3 separate regions of the Homo sapiens genome follow, and all the other regions are linked to region 3. The links are chromatin contacts, found by Hi-C or POLR2A ChIA-PET in ENCODE. All regions are on one chromosome and are shown on one strand. The core of a region is the stretch at or near the end of the contact, and the rest is flanking DNA. Distances in the headings are between cores, read along the strand shown.

The links. A loop is a pair of places that touch in the nucleus more often than their neighbours do. ChIA-PET counts read pairs that join two places held with the same protein, here RNA polymerase II (POLR2A). Pooled maps may share reads with other maps.
Region 1: a pooled map shows a loop between it and region 3 (4-fold over the local background). The contact joins two enhancer-like sites. A Hi-C loop is called at or near these places in 3 of 168 maps with a recorded cell type or tissue (B cell, OCI-LY7 and posterior vena cava), 28 of 37 single-sample maps with no recorded cell type and 6 of 50 pooled maps. POLR2A ChIA-PET finds 5 or more read pairs at or near these places in 1 of 52 experiments (AG04450).
Region 2: a loop to region 3 is called in a pooled map, with 2.4 times the contacts of the local background. The contact joins two enhancer-like sites. A Hi-C loop is called at or near these places in 2 of 168 maps with a recorded cell type or tissue (ascending aorta and astrocyte of the cerebellum) and 3 of 50 pooled maps. POLR2A ChIA-PET finds 5 or more read pairs at or near these places in 2 of 52 experiments (Panc1 and T-cell).

Annotation. Positions count from the first base shown.
Region 1 is chr3:16,308,065-16,310,965 of GRCh38, reverse strand. It overlaps a transcript of OXNAD1 not described here. Among named protein-coding and RNA genes, the nearest start is that of OXNAD1, 44 kb to the right of the region's middle. Within about 2 kb of position 1,250, at least 4 of the 41 ENCODE cell types and tissues checked have a DNase peak (open chromatin) inside an H3K27ac peak, as active enhancers do.
Region 2 is chr3:16,336,946-16,339,978 of GRCh38, reverse strand. All of the region lies in intron 7 of RFTN1 (raftlin, lipid raft linker 1), which reads left to right. It also overlaps a transcript of OXNAD1 not described here. Among named protein-coding and RNA genes, the nearest start is that of OXNAD1, 73 kb to the right of the region's middle. RefSeq lists a silencer at 1,622-1,681. Within about 2 kb of position 1,563, at least 12 of the 41 ENCODE cell types and tissues checked have a DNase peak (open chromatin) inside an H3K27ac peak, as active enhancers do.
Region 3 is chr3:16,432,533-16,435,338 of GRCh38, reverse strand. RFTN1 (raftlin, lipid raft linker 1) reads left to right here. Exons shown (of 10, transcript NM_015150.2): 3 at 1,302-1,488. Among named protein-coding and RNA genes, the nearest start is that of RFTN1, 80 kb to the left of the region's middle. RefSeq lists a silencer at 1,485-1,614. Within about 2 kb of position 1,512, at least 3 of the 41 ENCODE cell types and tissues checked have a DNase peak (open chromatin) inside an H3K27ac peak, as active enhancers do.

The sequences.
Region 1 (2,901 bases), core at 1-2,500, 120 kb after region 3:
CAGGCTGGAGTGCAATGGCACAATTTCGGCTCACCACAACCTCCACCTCCCAGGTTCAAGCAATTCTCTTGCCTCAGCCTGCCGAGTAGCTGGGATTACAGGCATGCACCACCACGCCCGGCTAATTTTTACATTATTAGTAAAGACAGTGTTTCTCCATGTTGGTCAGGCTGGTCTTGAACTCCCGACCTCAGGTGATTTGCCCACCTTGGCCTCCCAAAGTGCTGAGATTACAGGCGTGAGTCACCGCGCCCAGCCCCAAATGATTTCTAATGGTAATGTTGGCAATTCCAGCAAAGCCCTGAGCCAGGAATTGGTGGAGAACCACCCTGGTTGTCAACTGTAGGGACTGGGTCTTGAAGAAAGAGTAGAGATATTCATTCATCCAGAGACAGTTTTAAAACATGATCCCATGTTGCTGACTGGCTTTTCATCCTTTAATGTGGTAAAACTTGTGTATTTAAATGTGTTGCTCACTAGTCATTAAGTTCAGTTTGGATTTGGATTTTTCTGTGGCCTCTAAATAATATAAAGGCTTAAAGATAGTAAGAAATATATTTCACTTATTAGGGTGAGCATTAAAATGCTTCCTATAATGGACCTCTGATTTCATGAACCTTCAGTCCTGGGTACCTCCTATCTTGTTGATTGTTCAATGAAAAAAAAACAAGAGAATCAACTTAGAAGAAAGAACAACTAGCAAACTTACCAGTTTCTAGGTCCACAAAATGCGTAAGTTAATAACTGTCTAAAACACTTCCTTTTTATGAACCTGGGGAACTATCAATCCAGTCCCTGTCTCAGTCAAGTACACCTTAAGCCCCAATGGGCAAATGTCAGTTTTATTTCTTACTAACGGTAATTCCACTATTTCTCTTGAGCCCTGACTCCAGAATTTAATCAGCAGTATAGTCCAAAAGTCCCCTGTATCAAACCAAACTTTTCCCTTGCTTCAGTCCAAGACAATGTCTTCTTATTCTGTCAACCCCAGAGATACAAACAATAGTCATCCCAAGAATCAATCAAATATTTGAAGAGAGTTAAGATACTCCTTAGACATCTCTCAGTACAGTCAACCTTGATCTCTAAGGCCCATTTTTCTATCATGAAATTATAGAAAGGTAAAGCTGAAAGCAATTTTAAATTGCATAGTCCTACCCACAGCGACAGATAAGGAAAGCAGGTTTCAGAGAGAGGTGGAATGAGTCACACAGGAAACAAGTTGTAGAATGGGCATGATTTAGGTCTCTTGAAGCCTGGTGTCATGTTCCTCCCACCATCCCACACAGCCAACCAATCTGCCTCATTTTTTGTTTCTTCTCTCTGGGCTTCTATAGTCTCTAAGACAGACAGGCCTACGGAACAATCAGAAAATTCAATCAGAAAATTGTTAGTTAAAAAAATCACCTTTCATCTAACTGATTAGGGGAAAAGACAGACAGGCCTACGGAACAATCAGAAAATTCAATCAGAAAATTGTTAGTTAAAAAAATCACCTTTCATCTAACTGATTAGGGGAAAAAAAATACTTAAGTATGAGACTGAGGGTATCTAATGTTGGCTAGAAATGGGCACTTTCATACCCTGTTAGAATATAAACTGATTAGGCATTTTATAGGGTAACTTGGTAATACTAGTCAATTTTTTATTCAGAAATGGCACTTCTAGTAATTCTACAGGAGTATGTGCAGAAAAATTATACAAACAGGTTTACTGCAATATTGCTTGTAATAGCCAAAAACTCCAAACAATTTAAATGTCCATCATGGAGATATGGTTAAGTATATTATGGTATATAGCAAGAATTTGAAGTGTATTAAAAGAAAGAGAGACATAGTTGTATAGGTACCCACAGTTGTATATGTATACAAGATTAATATACCATAAAATTTCTAAAAGGATACCCAGCAAGTTTTTTATACAGAAGTTCCTTCTAGGCAAGGGAATAGGATGGGGGAGAAGAGAACGTCAGCATTTTAATCTATATAATTTTATTTAATATTTGTGGTCACATTTATTAGGTAATTAAAAAATTATTTAACAATTTTTGGTCATATTTATTAGGTAATTAATTTTTAAAAAGGAAGAGATAAAATCTTGTTATGCTCAAATATAGCAAAATAGGACATGGGGATGAGCTGGAAGGGGCCAGGTTAGGCTGATGAGCTCCTGCAGGTTTTAAGAATTCAGAACAGACCATATGAAGATGGCTGCTCAACAACTATAAAAGTTTGGATTTCTGGGCACGAAACATTTTAAAATGCATGCCTTGATTTTATGGCACATTAGGAGGTATCTACATGTCATCACCACACTGCTAGCTTATTGTATGTTAAGAAAGAGTAATATTAAAGACCAGACATCTCACTGTTTAAGATGAGAACAGTATACTTCTTTTGAGTTTTAAAATAAAATAAGATGAAATAACGGCTCTCAGGTTAAATTATCAGATCATCTGCAATAACCAGGAATGGAGGAAATTGCTGTTTTCCATTCAGACAGGAAAAAAAAAATAGGAGCAACAAGACATGCCCTTGGATCATTTGACAATCACTGCATCCACACGTGTTTGTGCTGTGAGTCCCATATAACAATCCTCCTACCCTCCAGAGCATGGGTGCAGCCTTTCCCACTCTGCTACCCCTGGGCCCCTAAGATCCATCATTCCAGTGACTCACCCAGTCATCCATTTGCTATAGCTTCTCTTTCAAACAGTGATAGGTGCAAAAAAATATGTTGCCCCAGAGCATTTCCACTTTCAATTTTGTCGAAATGTTCTCAATGTGTTACTCAGTTATTTCCAGAAGATACCTTTATCACTTAGACTTACAAAAAAATAGTTTCCCAAAGTATTTAACTTGCTCCTAAGATAACCTTTGTCTTATACGTTCCTATCTTCAA
Region 2 (3,033 bases), core at 314-2,813, 95 kb after region 3:
TTCACATTTTTGGTGGCAAACTCATGTCTCATTTTAGGCATGATTTACAGCAATTTTGATAAGACTTTGAGAGTACAAGACAATGGTGGCAGAACCTACCCACAAAATGCTAGGACAGGTGCATTTATTCACTCACTCAACAACTAATTATCGAACAAATACTTCCTTAAGTGCCTGGGATTCATCAAGAACAAGATAAACTCCTTGCCTTTGTGGAGTTTGTGTTCTAGTGCAGGGGCAGAAAAACGAAGCACCAAGTCATGATCAATATGTGGAAATGGTAGGACAGGGAAGAGTGATGGGAGAATTTTCTAGAGGACCCCAAATAGGATTGGCCAGTCTCTCTGAGACCATTTTCATTTTCTGGACTTTGGGTTTTTCATCATTGGTTTGTCCCGTGGTAGGTCTCAGTGCAGATGCTGATGGGGACCCGGCAGCGCATCTGTTATGGCTCTGGTGGATTTGTCTCTGGTAGAGCAGGGAGCCAGATAGAATGGGAGGTGGACTGCAGGACTTGTAACATTGGACTAATGAACAGCCAGATGTCTGATGTGTCCTGAAGGCAGGATATTCCAGCTGGAGGTTTCTGGCACCTCAGAAGCCCTATCAGAGCTGGGTCCTCAAAGAGCATGCTGTGGGATTAGTGCAATGCAATTTGGTTTAAATAAGAGCAGAGCATAAGGAGGGAGGGCTGAGTGAGAATTGTGGTAGCCATAGCAACATGATACTGACAGTTGAGTCACCACAAAGAGAATATTGGCCAACTGTGATTGCTCCAGCATGGCTTGAGAATGTGGCACCTTTGAAGTTACCAGGCAGAGAAAGTTAGGGAGAGAGAAATCCCATGTCTTACCCAATCCCTTCCTTAGTGAGTCAAGACTGTGACAGCCCAGCACATGGTGTGTTGTGTGGCTCTGTTCGTTGTTAGCTAGGACAGTGAAATAATCTTTAATCTCCATTTCCCTGTCTCTTAAGGTTTTGAACCAACCTTTATTCAGAGACCTCTTCTGGGTTTGCATTTTATGATTATCAGTAAGCTGTTAGGAATCCACTGCTGACAGGTGGAGGGGACAACGTTGACAGTTTTGGGTTCTAGAATTCCTGCAGACAGACTGGCTCTCTCCCCAGGTCCCCAACTCCAAAATAAACAACTTTTTAATTATACACTTTGGAAAAGCTCCTTTTTTCAATCCCTTTTCTCTTTTCTAGGTAATACATAAGGTGAAAAATCAGAAAGAAGGGCTAAAGATATGATATAGGATCCCTCATTCATCTCTGATAGTCTAAAGAGAGTAATAAAGTAGCAAGTCCCATTTACTCCCAGAAAGCCTAGTTTTCTCTCTCATCAAAGCCAGTAGGAGGGACCTGGCAAGTCTCTGGATGGAGAAAATGTTTCTTTTTTAATTGTTATCAAACAAAGCTATTTCTAAGTTGGCCTGGGAGGACCCCCTCACCCTGAAGCACTCAATGTGTGTTTAAGATGTCAGCTTCTAGAGGACAGGAGCCCTGTGCTATTGCATACGTGGTCCCGATGAGCAGCTGACAGGATGTGGCAGCTTTGTGTTGCTTAACCACAGTCAGAACTGCAGTGCCTGTCCCTGCTACGGGTCAGAGTTGGCCCCAGCCATCGCCCCTTAGCCGCCGCATGTCCGGCCTCATTACCTTCCCTGTGATCAGGAGCCTTGCGTGGTTGCATGCCTTGCCTGGTTCTCATTCTGCTCATGCAGGTGTGTGTGGGCAGACACCCCTGATAATAAGGATGCATGCCATCTCCTGCCCTTCCATCCCGTAGCCCCTTTCTTCTTTCTGCCTTCCAAGTAACTGACGTTAGAGAAACCGCATGTACCAGGACCAGATCACCCAGCGTGTCCCAGAATCCAGGAGAATGTTATCTTGCACATGCAGGTTTGGTTTTCTTGCCAGCTTGGCATGGTGCTTTAGGAGAAGCCAGGGCAACATCTCGAGCTAGGACGATCTACCCAGTGTGGGTTTTTATCTCTCTCTTCCAGGGCAAGCTGGTGGCACTGCTGGGCCTCACAGTAGGTTATCATAAATTAGACTTCAGGGCTCCAGAGGTAATGCAAGGCCAAAGTGTCCGGCCTGGAGCAAATAAGGGCTAGGTGTGCCAGCCTTGAGTGTGGTGACAAATTAGGAACACTCCCCTTCAGCAGTAACTATATCATTGTATTTCTCTCAAATCAAATGAGGTGACTTTCTTTTCTTTTTTTTTTTTTTTTTGAGATGGAGTCTCGCTCTGTCGCCAGGCTGGAGTGCAGTGGCGCAATCTGGGCTCACTGCAACCTCCGCCTCCTGGGTTCAAGCGATTCTCCTGCCTCAGCCTCCCGAGTAGCTGGGACTACAGGCGCCTGCCACCATGCTTGGCTAATTTTTGTATTTTTAGTAGAGACGAGGTTTCACCATGTTGGCCAGGGTGGTCTCGATCTCCTGACCTCATGATCCACCCACCTCTGCCTCCCAAAGTGCAGAGATTACAGGCGTGAGCCACTGAGCCCGGCCACAAATCAATGAGGTGACTTTCATTACAATTTTCCTCCTAGAGGTTTGCCTGGTATTTGGTTCTTAGAATAATAGTAATAATAGTAATACACCAGTTAGCTTCTGCTGTGTAATAAAGCTCCCCAAAGCTTAGTGAGTTAAAATCATAACCCAAACAGGTCAGCTGGGTGATTTTTCCTTCAACTTTTAGGAAATCGACTAATCTCAGCATGTGCCTGCAGGCGCTGATGGGTGGACCACAGCTAGCAGCTCCAAGATGGCATCTCTCACGTCTGCTGCTTAGCAGGGCCACAGGTCTCTCATCATCCGAAGGCTAGCCTGGGCCTGTCCTCATGGCGTAGGCAGGGTTCCTGGAGAGTGAGCAGAAACAGCAAGGCTCCTTGAGGCCTAGGTTCAGGATGACCGTAATGTCACATCTGCCATATCCTATTTGTCAGAGCAAGTCCCAAGACCAGCCAAGATTCAAGGGGTGACCAGAGGGACTCTCCCTCTTATGGGAGGAGCTGCCGAGCTGTG
Region 3 (2,806 bases), core at 263-2,762:
CCTTGGCCTCCCAAAGTGCGGGGATAACAGGCGTGAGCCACTGCCCCTGGCCGAAAAGTATACTGTTAATTGATAAAAATTGATTCTAAAAAGCTAGGTGTGTAATGTTATGCTGACATTTGTGTAGAAGAGGAGGGAAATATATAGACCTGTTCACTTTTGTATGAATTCTTTGATTGTTAATGCATATACACACAAAAAGATAATACTGATTTCCTCTAAGGAAATAAATGTAGGAGGTAGAGGATAGGGCTAGGATGTAGACTTTTCACTGAATACACATTTGTACCTTTTGACTTTTGAACGTTGTTTGCCCTTCTCAAAAATAAATAAATTAAAAATCCAAATTTTAAAATAATTCAATAGGTGAAAATATTCCTGGTTTTTATTTGTGTAATTCTAATGCTGAATTAAAGTGTGTTTTCAAATATTGGTTAGCCTTTTACACTTTTAAGGCAATTGCCTATTCATATATTTTTCCCGTTTAAAAATTATTTTGGGGTGGGGAGTGTTTTGCAAATTTAAGGAAATTAGCCCTTTGTCTTAAGGGTCACAGAAATTTTGTTCCAGTTTGTCTTTTGACTTTGTTTATGCTGCTTTTTGCCACCTAGTATTTTTATATTTGCTCAATGTATTTTTCTTCTTTTCCCTTCCCTTCTTCCTTTCTTTCTTTATTTCTGTGTGTTTTTTTTTAGAGGGTGGAAATGACTTTTTCATTGTGATCACTGATAAGACGACTCTAGATCTAAGACAGTCCATTATTATTTTATTTTATTTCATTTTTGAGACAGTGGCTTGCTCTGTTGCCCAGGCTAGAGTGCAGTGGCCCTATCATGGCTCACTGCAAACCTCCCCATTTCCAGCTCAAGCGATCTTCCCACCTCAGCCTCCTGAGTAGCCAGGACCACAAGCACTGGCTAATTTTGAGGGGGTTTTTTTGTTTTTGTTTGTTTGTTTGTTTGTTTGTTTGTTTGTTTAAGAGAGACCGAGTTTTACTATGTTGCCCAGGCTGGTCTCAAACTTCTCGGCTCAAGCGATCCATCTGCCTCGGCCTCTCAGAGTGCTGGGATTATAGGCCTGAGCCATCACGCCTGGCCGACATCCAATTATTAATGCCTTTGGGTGATTTGGAAAACGACAGGCTGCTTATAAAGTCTGTTTGAAGACAGTAAAAACTGGGACAAACTCATTTTAGCAGTGACCTAGAGGATCCTCCCCGAGGGCAAGGGAAGAGGGGTTTGGGCAGGGCTGAGTGGGCGTTGTGATGGGTCTTTGATGAGCCTCTCCTCTCTCCACTCCAGCGGAGCTCCCTGGGTCCTCAGCAGTGAGGCTGGCCTCCCTGCGTGACCTGCCCGCCCAGCTCCTGGAGCTGTACCAGCAGGGCTTCTCGCTGGCGGCCCTGCACCCCTTCGTGCAGCCCACCCATGAGCGGGAGAAGACGCCCCTGGAGCACATCTTTAGAGCCATCCTGATCAAGAAAACCGACAGGTAAGGCCTCCACGGGTGAATGGGTAGCATCCTGTTGCGGCTAAGTTATGCTCAATAGAGGAGGGGAAGTGAGAGGATGGGGTTGGGGGTTGAAATTTGCATGCTGTCCTCAGGGCCTCAGCCCTCAGACAGGTGAGGCAAACAGTTAGACAACCAGAGAGGTTTCTTTCCTAGCATCCTGCGATGAAAAACAAATGCATGTCCAACTGCAAGTAGAGAGTTCCATTTTACATTCTTTCCCTCTTTTAACTCACTGGATTAAACTCAGCTAGAAAAATGTCTCCTCAGAAGAAGCATATGCCCAGAATGATGTGGCTAGTAAAAGTGCAATACTTTTAAACTGAAAGGCATGACTGGAAAACAAATAATTTTGTTTAGAGGCTATAGACAAACTTAATGTCTTCCCGCAAAGTCTAGAAATACTTTAACATTTTGCGCCTACCATAAATTCTGTCAATCACTTGACAGTTAAAAAAATACAAAAAATAAACACCACCTAAATAAAATGCTATAATTGGTTTGGTCTTGATTTAGATTTTCAGGGCTTGGGGATGTTTTTCAGTTTGGCTTGCCCAGTTGAATGCTTATGCCTATATTTCAGTTGAGCCTAATTAAGAAAAGAGAAGTGGGGTTAGTCTTTCAAAAGGAACAATATTAATTTTTTTAAAAAAAAAAAACAGTGAGGATGGGATGGAGAGAGCAGTATGTTTTTCCTGCTTTCATAAAAATAAAAATTAAAATGAAGTCTGGGAAAGGAAATCAGATTTGTCTTTTGGCCAACTATCATAGAAGGAATGACAGCATGTGCCACATTTTAAAAAGGGAGTACAGAGCAGCTCCTCCTTGTTCTCTCCTTTTAAAGTCACTTTGCAGGTAGACAAAGCATTTGGCTGGTGTGCTCATAAGGGACAGCTGTGAGGCATGAGGTTGCGTGTCTAAGACTGACTCCTCTTTCCTTTCCTTTCCTTTATTTCTTCATGGTTGATCAAGCTCTGGGGCTCTTACTCTACATCAACACACATTACGTCAACACACATTAGAATTCAAAGTGAAAGGTGGTGCATGTTTTTGCTCGAACCCAGAATTCACACATGTTTTGGTAGGGCAAGACTTTTCTCAGTGTCTGCCTTTTATGTGTATTAGTTTGTCTTTCTCTCTCTCTCTCTTTTTTTTTTCTGTAGAAACAAGGTCTCGCTATGTTGCCTAGGCTGATCTTGAAATCCTGGCCTCAAGCGATCCTCCCACCTTGGCCTCCCAAACCACTGGGATTATGGGTGTGAGCCACTGAGCCTGGCTGCATATTGGTTTCTTTTCTTTT